Regions from separate parts of the Mus musculus genome. Here region 2 is linked to region 1. A link is a loop called in an ENCODE intact Hi-C map of the cell type or tissue named here. Cell type or tissue: left cerebral cortex. All regions are shown on one strand. Links, peaks and the distances in the headings refer to the core of each region. The heading gives the core; the rest is flanking DNA.

The links. Hi-C counts contacts between places; a loop is a spot of excess contacts. Peaks named below come from ENCODE experiments on the same cell type or tissue, not always from the same donor. Only the 100,000 strongest peaks of a DNase experiment are listed, where the experiment ranks them.
Region 2: it touches region 1 in a loop (5-fold over the local background); 3 of 42 quality-filtered maps call a loop at or near these places.

What each region holds. Positions count from the first base shown.
Region 1 is chrX:153,534,681-153,542,768 of GRCm38, forward strand. No RefSeq gene overlaps it. Among named protein-coding and RNA genes, the nearest start is that of Cypt3, 20 kb to the right of the region's middle. In left cerebral cortex, for the core only: no CTCF peak of the experiment used is centred there; a DNase peak (open chromatin) is centred at 3,885.
Region 2 is chrX:153,703,973-153,712,060 of GRCm38, forward strand. No RefSeq gene overlaps it. Among named protein-coding and RNA genes, the nearest start is that of Kctd12b, 12 kb to the left of the region's middle. In left cerebral cortex, for the core only: a CTCF peak has its summit at 3,972; a DNase peak (open chromatin) is centred at 3,977.

The DNA.
Region 1 (8,088 bases), core at 1,256-6,255:
ATTTAGTCATGATACAGGCATTCAGACCACCATTCTTTATTAGATCACCAAATGGAAAGTCTGAACATTTTTTTTAGTTGTCCGGCTCTTGAAGTCTTTTGAGTTTAAGTAAGATACCTCTTTTAGCTTGGCAGTGGTGGCACACGCCTTTAATTCCAGCACTCAAGAGGCAGAGACAGGCAGATTTCTGGGTTCGAGGACAGCCTGGTCTACAAAGTGAGTTCCAAGACAGCCAGGGCTATACAGAGAAACCCTGTCTTGGGGAAAAAAAAGATACCTCTTTTAAAATGAAGTAAACATTGAGGCTTCATTCTTTGATGCATTTATTATGGGCTTATACAGAAAAGAAAGAATGAACTGAAATAAGAACCCATCCCTATTTCTTTTTACACTGATAGAGATAGGGCACCAGAGGGAGACAAACTTCTATTAGTCACAATCATTGGTATGATATAATGCCAATGATATGAAAATGATTGGAAGATATGTTGATTTCCAAGAATAAGATAGGCAAGCCGGGCTTGGTGGCGCACACCTTTAATCCCAGCACTCCAGAGACAGAGGCAGAGGTGGGCAGATTTCTGAGTTTGAGGCCAGTCTGGTCTACAGAGTGAGTTCCAGGACAGACAGGGCTACACAGAGAAACCCTGTCTCAAAAAACCCAACCCCCCCCCCAAAAAAAAGAATAAGATATGCATCACAGAAAACTCAAAGAGGGGATGAACTGGTACTATTTTGAACATCAATTTAGCAGAAAGAAAATCTACTTTTTAACAAACGTCTCAAAATAGTTTTATCTACATTCTTTTGTAGAGATAAAGTTCCTAAAAGCTGTACTGAACATTTACAGTACAGGTACTGGGAGAAAGTGTAGTGTCCTGTGATGTTCCTCAAACCTTTCCTCATCAGAAGAATGACCCGTGATGGCTGTTATAACTAGAACTTGGCAGGTGCCAATTGTACTGACTGAATCAGAATACTTGGGAAAATAGAATAGAAATTTACATTCACAGCCACCTTAAGCAATTTTTGTGATGACAAATTTGGGGAAAATGTGTGTAGTGGATAAAAAAGTTTTACAAAAGTTACAATTATCTGAGAAGCATTTTATACATATTTTTATTAAAAATGATAAAGAACATAGACTTGTGTTGGAAGGATCATAGAGGAGTGTTGGAAGGGAAGGAGAGGGGGACGTGATCAATAAACACGGTTTACATGTATAAAACTTTCAAAGTGTAACTAGAAAATAAATATAATAAAATATTAAAAATAAACTCAAAGTAAGAGGGAAAAACAAAAACAAAAGACAAACTTGCTAGTACTTGGGGAAATCTACAACCCACACACTGCATACTCTTTCAAACCCATTTCAGGACCAGTCTGGAGCATCTGAATTTATTTTTAATTTTAATTATAAAATAAATTATATAATATAAAATAAATTAAAAATAATTTAATTTTAGATCATGTATATTGTGTAAATGGCACATATGTACAGGTAGCCATGGAGGCCAGAAGAGGGAACTGGATATCCTGGAGCTGAAGTTACAGGAGACTGTGATCGGTCCTACACAGGTGCTAGAGAGTGGACCCAGGTTCTCTAGAAGAGCAACAAGTGCTCTTAACCACAAAGCCAACTCTCCAGCTTCCAATCTGAATCTTTAAAAGCCTCTCTTGTTGATTGTAATATGTAAGCCTATTGAGAGGCATTTATTAGAGATGGAGATATCTGGGCTTATTCTTAACCCTTATTCTCTTAGCCTAATTCTTGTACTTTCCTGGGGTCTCAGTTCTTACATCTATAAAATAGGTAACGAGACCTGTGGAAACCAGCATAATTAGTAATTGCATTCTAAATACTCATCCTTATACCAAGAGAAGGCTGTAGTTCTCATTTCTAATTAACGAAACTGCTTTTTGCTGCAGAAGACTGCTACAGCCCAGACCTCACTGGTTCATCTACAACACAACACCTGCACCTAAGGCTCAGTGAAATAACCCTATTAAAAATGGGGTACAGGAATAAACAAAGAATTCTCAACTGAGGAATACCAAATGGCTAAGAAACACCTGAAAAAATGTTCAGCATCCTTATCATCAGGGAAATGCAAATCAAAACAACCCTGAGATTCCACCTCACACCAGTCAGAATGGCTAAGATCAAAAATTCAGGTGACAGCAGATGCTGACGAGGATGTGGAGAAAGAGGAACACTCCTCCATTGTTGGTGGGATTACAAGCTGGTACAACCACTTTGGAAATCAGTCTGGTGGTTCCTTAGAAAATTGGACATAGTACTACCAGAAGATCCAGCAATACCTCTCCTGGGCATATACCCAGAAGATGTTCCAAATTGTCATAAGGACACATGCTCCACTATGTTCATAGCAGCCTTATTTATAGTAGCCAGAAGCTGGAAAGAACCCAGATGTCCCTCAACAGAGGAATGGATACAGAAAATGTGGTACATTTACACAATGGAGTAATACTCAGCAACTAAAAACAATGAATTTATGAAATTCTTTTTTTTTAATTTTATTTTATGTGAGTGCTCTGTCTGCATGTACACCTGCATGCCAGAAGATGGCATCAGATCCCATTACAGATGGTTGTGAGCCACCATGTGGTTGCTGGGAATTGAACTCAGGACCTCTGGAAGAGCAGTCTGTGCTCTTAACCACTGAGCCATCTCTCCAGCCCCTGAATTTATGAAATTCTTAGGCAAATGGATGGATCTGGAGGATATCATCCTGAGTGAGGTAATCCAATCACAAAAGAACTCACATGATATGCACTCGCTGATAAGTGGATATTAACCCAAAAACTTAGACTACCCAAGATACAATTTGCAAAACACATGAAACTCAAGAAGAAGGAAGACCAATGGGTGGATACTTCCTTCCTTCCTAGAATGGGGAACAAAATACCCATGGAAGGAGTTACAAAGACAAAGCTCAGAGCTGAGACGGAAAAAAAGGACCATCCAGAGACTGCCACATCCAGGGGTCCATCCCATAATCAGTCACCAAACCCAGACACTATTGCATATGCCAGAAAGATTTTGCTGACAGGACCCTGATATAGCTGTCTCCTGAGAGGCTCTGCCAATGCCTGACAAATACAGAAGTGGATGCTCACAGTCATCTATTGGATGGAACACAGGGCCCCTAAAGAAGGAGCTAGAGAAAATACCCAAGGAGCTAAAGGGGTCTGCAACCCTATGGAATGAACAACAATATGAACTAACCAGTATCCCCCAAAGCCGTGTCTCTAGTTGCATATGTAGCAGAGGATGGCCTAGTCGGCCATCACTGGGGAGAGAGGCCCTTGGTCTTGCAAACTTTATATGCTCAAGTACAGGGGAATGCCGGGGCTAGGAAGCCGGGGGGTGGGGGTGTGTGTGGGGGGTTAGGGAGCAGGGCTGGAGGAGGGTATAGGGGACTTTCGGGATAGCATTTGAAATGTAAATGAAGAAAATATCTAATAAAAAATCATTAAGGGTGTAGGAGCCTGAAGACCAGCAGCGCCTTTGCTGCAAGGTAATTATCTTCTAAGGGAAAATAAACAAGGGCATAAACTGAAGGGATAGGAAGGAAGAGGCCATTGAAAGGAGAGGTAAATAAGACAAAAATATATTGCATGAAAATTTCAAAGACTTGTAACAACTCTCCAACAATATGATCCGAAAATATTTCCAAGAAGACAGAAGTGTGGCACATAAAATAACTTACCTGATTTTATATAGCCCGTTCAGTCAAGCCATCTGGTTGTAAACTTGACTATATCTGGATTTAACTAAAACCCAAGAGGCTTAGCACAGCTGTGCAGGATTTTTTTTTTTCTTAACTGAATAACTTTAAGTGGGAAGACCTACTTCTACCCTGGATCTTTGAGGTAAGATGACACATCTTTAATCTGAACCACACCTTTTAAAGGACATAGCAAAAAGGAAGCTTGTTTTCTTTGCCTGCTTGCCTTGTTTGGCTGCAAGTCTATTATTGTCTTCATCAGCACTACAGCCTGCTCTTTCAGAGTTCTGGCAGATACTGAAGACCAACTGAGAAATCTAGTCTTATAACAATTACAAGATGTTTTGACTTCCCATTGGTGGATAGCCATTGGTGGAATAGCTGGACCACAGCCTGTAAGCTGTTGGAACAAGTATAAGTCTTGGTGTGGATATTAGGTCCAAATCTATATCCTTCTTCACCTTCTATTGAATAGATTTATCTGACTTGTTGATGCAGACTGAATGTTTAAAAAAATGTGTAAAGGGCATAGGAGATGTCTCACAATTGATATTATTATTTTTATTATTTCTTGACCATGCTATTTAAAAAATGTCTGTGCACAGCCAAGGTAGAAGACAGTTCTCTGATGACAAAAAGATTAGGATTCCTGACCCAGCTGAAATGAGGCCTAATTAACTGAATAGAAATGATAATCAATTCCAGTTTGCCCTTCAATGTTGGCCTCTGCTTGGGATCTTCCTGCTTACCTGCCAAGTGCAACAGCAGGGAAGCCATTCTGAAGAACATTTTATTTCATTCAATAGGCAAGTGCTTTGAGTTTCCACTGCCTTGACTCCCTGCAGAGCCCTGCAAATGTCTCCTCTGAACTTTTTCCTGCTTCATCTGTTATTTACCCCGGTTTCTGAACCTGGCAGGGGGTACCTTGTAGGTTCTTTTTAGGAAAGAGGGGATTTTGGTAGGATTAATTACAGGCAATACTATGGAAACTTTCAGAGGTTAAAGGTGCAAACAACAGAAATGTCCAATGAACTCAGTCATCCGCTTAACTCTAATAAGTGAGCATGCTAATAAATGTCAGCTAACATGGCAGGGAAAGCAGTCATTGCATAAAATTCTTACATTTCCTAATTCTTTATTGCACTGAATGGGTAATAATGGGATTACTTTATTGATTCTATATAACCAGATATTCATTTCTTTAGCTCCTTGCCCTGAATGTTGCAGACAAATCAGCAAATAGATGCCAACTGCCCTGACAGACCTCTCATTTGTTCCAGAGTAAAAGGGTCTTAAAAGAAATATCAGTTTCAGAATTTGGAATCTGATCATTATTATTGAACAAAATAAATACATTGAAGACATATGGGTAGCCATGACACCAACTACAAAGTTTTACAAGATATCCAACTCCATATATATATATAACAATAAATTTGCAGTTGTTACTTCATACTCCAACCTTTTATCAGAACATAGTCAATTTATTTCAGAAGACATATTTCATTAATTTTAGCATCTGTCTTACTTTATAATTTTTAAATTTTTATTTAGCATCATTATTAGTCACATCCTTCAACTTTCCTCAGTAAGGTTAGCTAAATTTAGTTTTTTTCTTATCACTTCTTTCTCTTATAATTTAAAATGTTTTATTTATTTTATGTGCATGAGTGTTTTGCTGAAGTGAATGTTTATGTACCATGTATGTACTGACCACAAAGGCCAGAAGAGGGTATCAGATCCCCTGGAGCTGGAGCTACAGATGTTTGGGAACCATCATGCGGGTGCTGGGAATTGAACCTGCATCCTCTGTATTAGCAGCCAGCACTCTTAACTGCCGAGCAATCTCTCTATCCTCTTGTTCCTCCTTTTAAAACACACTTTGATAGAATCAAGTTTTCCATAAAATTTGCATTAAAAGGCTGATAAATCTTCAATTTGTTCTTCTTTTTTAAAGATTTTCTATTTTATGTATATTCATGTTTTCCTGTTGTGTGTACCACATGCAGATAGTACCCTCTGAGATCAGAAGATGGTGTTGGATTCCCTGGAGCCGGATTTACAGGACTTTGTGCTGATGAGAACTGGATCCAGATCCTCAGTAAGAGTAGTAAGCACTCTTAGCCACTAAGCCATCTCTCTAGTCCTTTCAATTCATTCTTAATATTCTATGTATTCGACAAATCCAAAGCAACACATATTTAAAAATCTACAATGGTTAAGATTATGAAAAATTTGAAGCAATGCTAGCATTAGGTGAATAGCCTTTGTTAAGTTGCCACCAAAACATTAATTCTTTATTGGTGACACAAAAATTACCCATCATGTACTTTCATCATATGACTAGTGAGTGGTTTTAATGTTTTGCTTCCCTAATTCATTTACTATCTAAGAATGATTCTTCAGCTCTTGTATTTGGATGTTTTTCTAATTGATAGTTATGGGTGATCAACACTTGAGGCTTGGTACCAAGAAGTGTGATATTATTGGCTTCACATCTAGTACTAAGCAAGCCACAGTCTCCTATTTTCTGCACATTGACCAGTTGAGATTCTCTCTGTTAACTCCCACTTACGTCAAGGAGAAGCTTCTCTGCTGAGGGTTGAGAGATGCATTGAACTATGAGTCTAACAATAATTCATTAGAGAATATATATATATTAGGTTTTCCCTTAGGGTCTGGCTAGCCTCAGGTTCTTGGTCTGTTTATAGTGCCAGGAATGGGTTTAATCTCATGAAGCAGGTCCAAAAAAGGTCAGAAGGTGGTTTTTTTAAATTTTATTTTCATGACATTTGTGCCACTCCTGGAGCAGTGGGCATTTCTTGTCAGGCCAGGTTTTATTGTTGTTCCCAGGTTTCAGAGCTGGGAGAGATTGATAGTTTTTTTTCAGTAGGATATATTACACTATGTTCTGGCAACATAAAAGCTAGCCAGCAGAGACAAGGGTTCCAGGTGAGTAGCAATTTCATTTTCCATGTTCTGTGACCTAAGTATTTGGCATTTTCAGCAAGAGGGACTCTATTATTATAGAAATACTGTGTATTGTTGCTCTATTCACAATAGCCAGGAAATGGAAACAACCTAGATTTCCAGCAACTGAAGAATAGATAATGAAATTGCAATACATTTATACAATGAAATATTATTCAACTGTTCAGAAAAATGAAATCATGAAACATGTCAGTAAATGGATGGAACTGGAAACAATCATTCATAGGGAGATAACCCAGACCAAACCCTAACCCAGAGAGATAAACACTGCATATTTTTCTCATATATGGGTATTAATTCTTTAGATATTTTTATTTCATTGAAAGAGAAATTAGGTAACTGCTAAGGGACAATGGGCTGGAAGAAGATCTTTTAGGGGAGGGAGCATAGAATACAGTGATATAAAAGGGGGAAAGGTAATAATAGAGCAGAAAAGATTTGATGGAATGGGGAATGGGAGGTCAAGATGGAGGAAGAAACAGGGATGGGAAGGGGTAACTAACACTATAGACCTACAGAAGCTTCCTAAAACATATACATCAGTAAAAAGAGTTTTACTAAAGTTATCCTCCAGTGAAGGCAGGGAAGATGCAACACGCTGGCTAGACACTCATGCTAACAAATAAAACCCCCTGACAATAGGAATGGGTAAACTTCCTTTTAGTTCTTGGCTAAAGGAATCTAGACACATACACCCCTGCAAACATACATGCTATTGCCAATGCTATAGAACTTGACCACTAGACCAAGTATCACTTGTTAAAGAGGATATCTTTTTTCCAATGTATGTTTTCTCATTGTTCTGGATAGCTATTTGGCAAATTAACAAAAGCTAGTGTTGTCTAGAAAGAGGAATCTCGATTGTAAAAGTGCCTCTATTAGATTGTGTGTAGGTGAATTTGTAGGGCATTTTCTTGATTAATAATTTATGTGAACTCAGTCCACTGTGGGTGGTGCCATGCATGGACAGGACCTAGATGCTATAAAAGAGCAGGCTAAGCAAACTGTGAGGAGCAAGGCAGTTAAGCATGGCCTCCATGCTTCAGTTCCTGAGTCTATGGTCCTGCCTTGAGTGTTTCCTGACATCCCTTCATGATGAACCACAACTAATTACAAGCTGAAATAAACCCTTTTCCATCTGTGTTTTTTGGTCACCATTTTTTTTTTTTTGCAATAGAAAACCTAACTAAGATGCATTTGTCAAAATTAAGTTAGCTTAAATTATGTGGTTTTATTTCTGAGTCCATTGGTCTCAATGTCTGTTTTGTGATTGTTAGGTTGCAGGTAGTCTAAATATCTAGAAATAGGCTCAAATTGGATTGCAGGAATATTTCTGGTGATTAGA
Region 2 (8,088 bases), core at 1,425-6,424, 170 kb after region 1:
CATTTGATGTATGAAAATACCTAGTTTCCCAGATGATATTGAAATAATTCATTATTCTGCCAGTTCCCTCACTAGTAACTTGGATGAATTTGATACTTGTGTTTATTCTATATGTAAAAACATGTGTTCTAAATTTTCTAACTGTTACACTTTGACTGATCATCCCTGTGTTTTATATTGCACTGGTCACTTAAGCAAAATTCAATGGCTTCTGAAGAAAAGTAAGACGTGTGCGACCAGTTCTCACTGCTATGTTAAACACTCTCTACTTCTACAAATGTCCTATGTTTCTGAGATTATTATTGTTATGAAGCACCAAACTGCAGGATCATAGGGAATAAGATAGTTGCAAAAGGTTCTCTAATGCATTAAAGGTGACATATTGAAATTAGGATTGATTATTTACCCGCATTGCTCCTCATTGGCGACTTTTAGGTGTCTAAAATTTTATTTTATTAACAACTAGAAAAAGAATACCTTTGGGAGATGGACCTTTTTAAGAGAAATCCTCTCAGTGTCTGTATGTAGTATCCAGGCATCCTAGAAAGAATTCTGAGTCATGGGTGGATGATAGGAGGAGGAAGCTCAGAAGCAAAGAGAAAAAGAAGCTGAACGAGCACAGAGGGCTAATTAAGATATTCCTGTGTCTTTTGAAATGTTTAATAAAGAAAACACGAATCAAGAAATATCTGGTGAAAATGGAGTTTTGTTGGAATTGAGAAAATGTAATAATGTAATATGTAATTACAAATAATGTAAGAGAAATTTGAAGTAAAACAATTGATGTTATAAAGGATTAGCTGATAGATAGCTTAGGTGGTATTAAGTCACATGAAGTAGAATTTAATCTAAAGAAGTGCTGTCTCCAAAGTACCCCAAAGATCAGTGATATGTGAAGCAGGACTGTTAGAGATAAGTGAAATTAACAGTGCGAGGCTGCAATGCTTGTTTACCAGGACTAACCAGCCATTAGGCCCATCCTCACAGAACAGAACAAAAGGCAGTGCAGAGTCACAACCACTAGTAAGTCCTGGTCTGTCATTAAGTCCCCTATGCCCTTATCAAAAACAAACAAACAAACAAACAAACCCTATAATTCTGCCAGGTGGGCAAGATGAACCTGGGTAACAACTATTGGAAAGGTATATTTAAGACATAATTCTGGCAGTGTCTTTGCTGTGTGAATCTCCCATTTGCCCAATTAGTCAGACTTGAGTCTCCTGTCTCTGATCAAATTGCTCAAAAGTGTAACCAGGAACCAGAACCTGAAAGAAATTTAAGGATAACAGTATATGGGGATAAGGGCATAAGTTGTATCTTAGCTGGTGAAATCTTCTATATGCTGCCAGCTCTTCCTTAGGTAGTACTGACAGCAAGTCACACACATTTTCAGTGAAAAACTTGGCCTTGAAGTGTGTGGAGTGAATTCTCATTGGGAAGTTACATTATTTCTATGACAATATGGGAAAAAAGTTTGGAATGTTTGACTGTAACAGAAGTCTTTCTCAACTCAGGTGAACAATAACTTGGGCAGCTTAGGGTGCAGGACAGCCAACAGGCCACTAAACTACCTAGACCTGTGACTTCCAGATCTTTTGTCTCTGGAACTCAAAGAATCACATGAGTAGCAGAATGGAGTCTTATTATAGGTGAGAGATTGAGAGAAGGGAGATAAGCAGAGGTCCTGTATAGCAAGAGTGGGTTCCAAGAATGGGTTGCCACTCAATGTCCCACCAAGGTCAATAAGACTTTATTGGATTGAAAAATGGAGGGTAACTGGTAAGTCCAATTTTCTTACCTATCCTTTTATGTCCTGGTAGCTGGACTGGAGTTTTGGTCACAACTTAAGGGGACATGAAAGTATCTAGTCACCCATGGCTTCAGGTAGCTATTGATATGTAAAAGAAGAAAGAAACTGGTAGGAAACTAGAAAATGATTTTGTGCCTCTAAGCATTTCTGGCTTCTGTAGAACTACAGATCTTTCCAGCTCCAGTCAAGACAGAACTGGTTGTTAATGGAAAGAAGGAGTATTGCCCATTTTCTAGTCCCCTGCCTAGAAACTGCCTGACTCTTTATCTTAGTCTTACAAAAATAATATCTGCACTGTGAGTGATGACCTGAGATTTAATGGGGACAGCACGTGCACTGCTAGGGGATGTGAATTCCAGTTAAGATTGTGGAATAGTCAATTGAAAGGAAAACTACAGATTTTCTGAAAATCTTTAAATCAAATGAGAGATGAGGAGTAAGATGAAGGCTGGATTAAAGGGCAGGAAAATTTTGGGGGATACGAGAAGTTAAAGGAGAAACCACTTTGGCCTCCTGCCAGTAGAAAGGCACAAATAGCAAGAATTCCAACACAATTACTAACTACTTAAGAGTCTTCCTTCCTTCTCAGCTGTAAACCTCCAATTTTATAGGAATCTTGCCCAGAAGCCACATTTCCAGGTTAAAGGGCATGAACTAAATTCCTTGTGCAACCCTTGTGGCTCCTGTTTTCCTTTTACCAGATTATAACTCCGTCTTCAGAGCCACCTTCCTTATCTCCCTTATCAAAAGAGAGAATGATTCACAGCAACTTTGTATGATTTAATTCGAGACCCACAAAAATGGCTCTTGCTAAGATAGCTGTGTCTCTCCCTCCGGGAGCCTATACCCACACTTGGGTATATCTTACTTCCTAAGATAGTTTAAGAGAAGTCTATGTTTTCTGGTGTGTCTTTCTAAAAGACTTTCTTTTTTTTTTCATTTTATTTTTTGTTAGATATTTTCTTCATTTACATTTCAAATGCTATCCCGAAAATCCCCTATACCCTCCCCTCACCCTGCTCCCCAACCCACCCACTCCTGCTTTCTGGCCCTGGCATTCCCCTGTAATGTGACATATGATCTTCGCAAGACCAAGGGCCTCTCCTCACATTGATGGCCGACTAGACCATCCCCTAAGAGACTTTCTTAACTCGCACAGCTATGCTTATATTTAAAAAAAAAAAATTAACAAAATCTCCAATTCTGCTTCATTACATACTATAAACTGAAGTTCCTAGGGAAAAGATCCTCATAGCTATGTTAAAGTTAACATTACGCATGAGGAGCCAAAATACCATCTTTAGTCTCTGAAATAATCACTATTTTCCTCCTTAGTTTATGATGATCAGGCGAAAGGCTAAAGGCTAAGAAAGTCATTGGTTGATATGTGAGGCCTATAACAGAGATTTATCTACTTTGCTATAACCAGCCTATACAACATTTTCATCAAAGGACTTTGAAAGTACCTTGATTTATGACTCTCTTTGTTCTGTTACTATATATAGACTTGGAGTGAAGGGTGTTAGTGGATTTTTGTCCTTTTCTCAATGTAGCCACATTGGATAAATCTCATTTTTTTCTATTAGTTGTTTGTTTAATTGGCTTATTAAGGATGAATGGCTGAACCTAGTTTATTGGGTTGTCCAGGCCAAAGGCTCTGTGACCATTAATAATTCTGTTAACAAAATTATTCTGACAAGTGTGTTATGAGGATTCAATAGGAAAAGCATATTTTCCATCAAATGTGTTGGTGAAACTAGCTATGTATTGGGGAAAAAAAGAGCAAAAGAAAAAGAAAGAAAAGAAAAATAGAATTTAGTCCCGTACTTTAAATCACATAGAAAAAAAATTACACATGATGGATCAAAGACAAAAAAATATATGAGCTAAAACTTACAGAATATTCAGAGAAAATTATTGGAGGCCAAGGAGGAAGGGAGAAGTGGGAATAATTTTCTGGCTACAAGATCAAAATGACAGTTAATAAGAAGTGGTGAATTAAATTATATTAAAATCTTAAGTGCACGACATGACAGAATGAAAGGCAAGCTGTGGAATACCAAACTGCGTAAGGAAGTCCTATGTCTGGTGGGGGTCCTATAGGAAGAAAAGAATTCTTCCTGGCAGTGGCAGCAGATGAGGAGTCTGAGACACAGCTTTATACTGCCACCTGCCGCAGCAGCCTGAACAGTACTTTTCAGAGCCCTCCTCTCGAGCAAAGCTTGGATTTTTTACTTTGTTGCCACAGGAAAGAATTTCAGGATGAGTCAGAGTTAAGGAGAGGTGGGGTTTATTAAGAAGATCAATTAACATAACCTTAGATATGGGGTAAATAGGAGAGGCCCTCATGGAAATAAAAAGTTACACCCAAGGATGAATGTGGCTTCCTAAAGGAACAATCACATTTTCACATTTAACTGTCTTGGCTGAAGCCTTATATCCAATTTTAGTAGCTCTCAAGTTAGAACTCAATGAGTAGCTAAGAAACTTTTTTCCTTTTTTTCCTTATATTTTAATAAAGGAGATTCTAAGGTGGGTTTGGGGATACCTTGGGTAAGAGTGTAATCTTGATATGGTAAACCATGAGCCACAAAGGTTTTACAAAGGGGCTTAAGACCTATCCTCTACTGTAATTGTATTTCCTGATTCCTGGAAAACAACAGGCTTGCAGAGGAGAAAGGGAAAAGGCTATTTCCTCTTAGAACTTAAGCACAAATTGCTGCTGCTTTAGCATCTTCGTTTATAAAGCTATGGGAAAGGAACACTGTCTCTGTGTCAGCCACCTTCCTGGCACATGTTAACTGTGATGGACTCCTTTCTTCTAGTAAGAAGATTAAACAAACTCCAATGTGAGAAGGTACTTTTCTCTTCTCATGCTTCCTTAATTTTCCTTGTCTATCTGAATTTTTACAGCACAAGACATCAGGAATGAGAATTTTTAAACCGGACAAAGGATTTTAAAGTAGATCTTCATCTATTTTGTCTTTTTTGTTGTTTTTGTTCCAGAGCTGAGGACCAAACCCGGGGCCTTGCACCTAGGCAACTGTTCTACCACTGAGCTAAATCCCCCACTCCATAGATCTTCCTCTAAAATGCATAAATGGCTAACCAGCACTCAGCGTCACTAATCGTTAAGGAAATACAAATGATAACCATGATGAGCTATTACTTCTTACACATTGGGGTGGCTGCTTAAAGATAAGACAAGAACTCAGTGAGGATGCTCATCTTGGAAAGTGTTAGCTGCCACCAAAACTGAAGGCCTGATTTGGATCATCAAAACCCACATGGGAGAAGGAGAGAACCAACTTTACAAAGCTGTCAAGTATACATGTGCACATCCATACACAATCAAACAATATAAGAAAAAAAAAGAATATTAGGAAGAATAGGTGGAGGGGGGAGATACTGGCTAGGATAGAAAAAAAGTAAAGTTAAAACAAATGTTACCAAAGGACTCAGAAATTCTGTTTTTGAGTATGCATCTGAAAGATTTGAAAGCAAAGTCTTCAAGAAGTGTTTGTATACTCAGGTTCACTGCATCATTATTCACAATGTAGCATCAACACAAGCGTTTTTTAGTGGATGGATGGCCAAACAAAATGTGCTGTGTGTATAATATATATGCAATATGCTAAGTTTCTAAGATTTTAATTGTATTTATTTATTTGTGTGTGTGACAGAGAGAGAGAGAGAGAGAGAGAGAGAGAGAGAGAGAGAGAGAGAGAGAGAGACATGCCATAGAATGTATGTGGAAGAGGACAATTTGTAGGAACGGGTTCTCGCCACCATCCTGTTGGTCCCTGGGATCCAACTCAGGCCACAGAGATTGGCATAACAAGTACCTTGACTTGCAGAACCATTTAATTTTTTAAAGGAAGGAAATTCTCAACAATGGACAGGTTGTGAGGACATTAAACAGACAAGATAAATGAGTCATGAAAAGAAAAACATTGCTTCAATTCCACCGGTATAAAGTACCCACAGTAGTCAAATTTTTTCAGATTTGATTTCATCTTTTAAATGTGTCTGTGTGATATGTAGCAGATATGCAGCTTTGTCTTCATACAGGTCTCCCAACAACTAGAGCAGGGGCTTGCCCTGACTCTGATATCTGTATGCGGATCCATTTCCCCTAACTGGGCTGTCTTGACTGAACTCAGTGGGAGAGGAAGTGCCTAACCCTATAGAGACTTGATATACCAGGGTGGGGGAATACCCAAGGGGGCTTCCACCCAAGAGGGTGGGGGAGAAGCCATGGGAGGTAGGACTGGGAGGACGGGGGTTGTGATTGGGATGTAAAATGAATAACGAAATTAGCAGAAAAATGTGTATATGAGAGCCTATGTGAATGTATGGCACATAAATACAGGTGATAGAGGAAGAGAGAAGAGGCTTTCTATCCTCTGGAGCCAGAGGTACAGGCAGTTGAAAGCCACCAGACATGGGTGCTAGGAACTGAACTCGGAATCTCTGGAAGAACAGCAAGCAAAGTTTGTAAATACAGAAAGTTGAACAGTGATTGTTAAAACCTAGAAAACTGTAGGGTATTCACCATAGACGACTGCTCAGATGTGGGTTCAAGCCAATAAAAAGTCTTTATTAGTTGTCTGGTGACTACACAAGATATTCTGGCTCCTAGAGAAGCCATGAGCTTTTCTCAGGTAAGCTTTTAAGCACAAAAACCATGTTCCGAGTTGACATACTTCAGTTAACAGAAACAATTAGCCAGAAGCAGAACAACAGAAACCAAAAATGAGGTTAGTACATTTAGAGACTCCCAGAACTATAGACTTTGATAGTTTATGTCTTTAATTTTATTTTTGGCAAGAGGTTCTCTTTATGTGCTATGTTTTACAGCCTGAATCCATCATGGAGCCAGTTGTGCTAAGGTCTAGGGCCCTGTTATATTCTCCATTGGTTTTAGTGAATGAGTGAACAAGATCATGGACTCATCCTGTTTCAGTTTAATATACAGAGCCCAGCTGCTAATCCAATCAAAATTAGAATCAAAAGCTCAGACAGTGCTGGGAGCAGAGTTGTTAGTCACAGGGACCAAGAGAACAGAGACTGCACTGAATATTTCTCCAACTATGGCAAGATTTTCTCAAATTACTCATGGTCAATTACTATACAACAACAGATTTCTCCCAAAGCCATACACTGTTTTTTCAATCTCATGAGAAGTAAGTCTAAGTCTCTGTAATTTTGTAGGGTCATTTCTACAAGGGAACTGACTGTTGTTTTAATACCTCTAGGTCCTGATCAACTTGTCTACTTAGTTTGGAAAGCATCAGAAGAGGTGCTTTTAGTCAAACCAATGGTACATGCCCTCCAAGTAGTCTCGGACTCAGATTTATTTTTGTTATCCATATGAATTAACCTGTAAATCAGAATAGCCAGCATTAGAATGAGTGGAAATGCCTAGATTAAAGGTTTTGGATATTAGGTAAGTTTTAGTCCCTTATAAATCCTCTAATGTTAATTTAGGTTGGCCCCAGTCACAGTGAGTTAGGTTAGTCAATGGGCTGGTAGTTTGGTTTGTTCTAATCCCTATGCTGTATGTGGGTCAGGTGTCTAAGCACAACCAGGAATGTTGGCTGATTTCTGGCTTGGAATGATGGACTTTATCCCCAGGGTCCCTTCCTGTGGCATTGAGTCTGATTCCCCAGGCTTTTCCTGTTTTCCAAAGGCCAGGATTTTTAAAGGAATTTTTCAGGAAGCCTCAGTTTTACAACCCCAATTTTTATAATGGAAACTCCATTGTTTCTGGTCCCAGCTGGAAGGTATGCATAGAACTGTAAACTCTTATCTCATAAGATAAAGTCCCACATCTTTCCTTTTCTCTGTATGACTTGACATTTATAGTGGACGTCTGTAAGTAAAAGTCAGTATGAAATATGGGTTGCTGGTCTGTAGTCACGCTAGCTAATACCTTCCCTGTATCTGTCTTCCTCAGTTTCCACTCCATTCCTGACGGCAGTGGGGGTTTGAACTATGACCCTGTATTTTCTCTTAAAGATTTATTTATTTATTATATATAAGTACACTGTAGCTGTCTTCAGACACACCAGAAGAGGGCATCAGTTCTCATTACAGATGGTTGTGAGCCACCATATGGTTGCTGGGATTGAACTCAGGACCTCTGGAAGAGCAGTCAGTGCTCTTAATCACTGAACCATCTCTCCAGCCTAACCCTGTATTTTTACCCATAGTGCAAAAGACAGGTCTCAGAGAAGGTGATTTGGCTTTCATTTAAACAAAAGAACTTTTCCGAG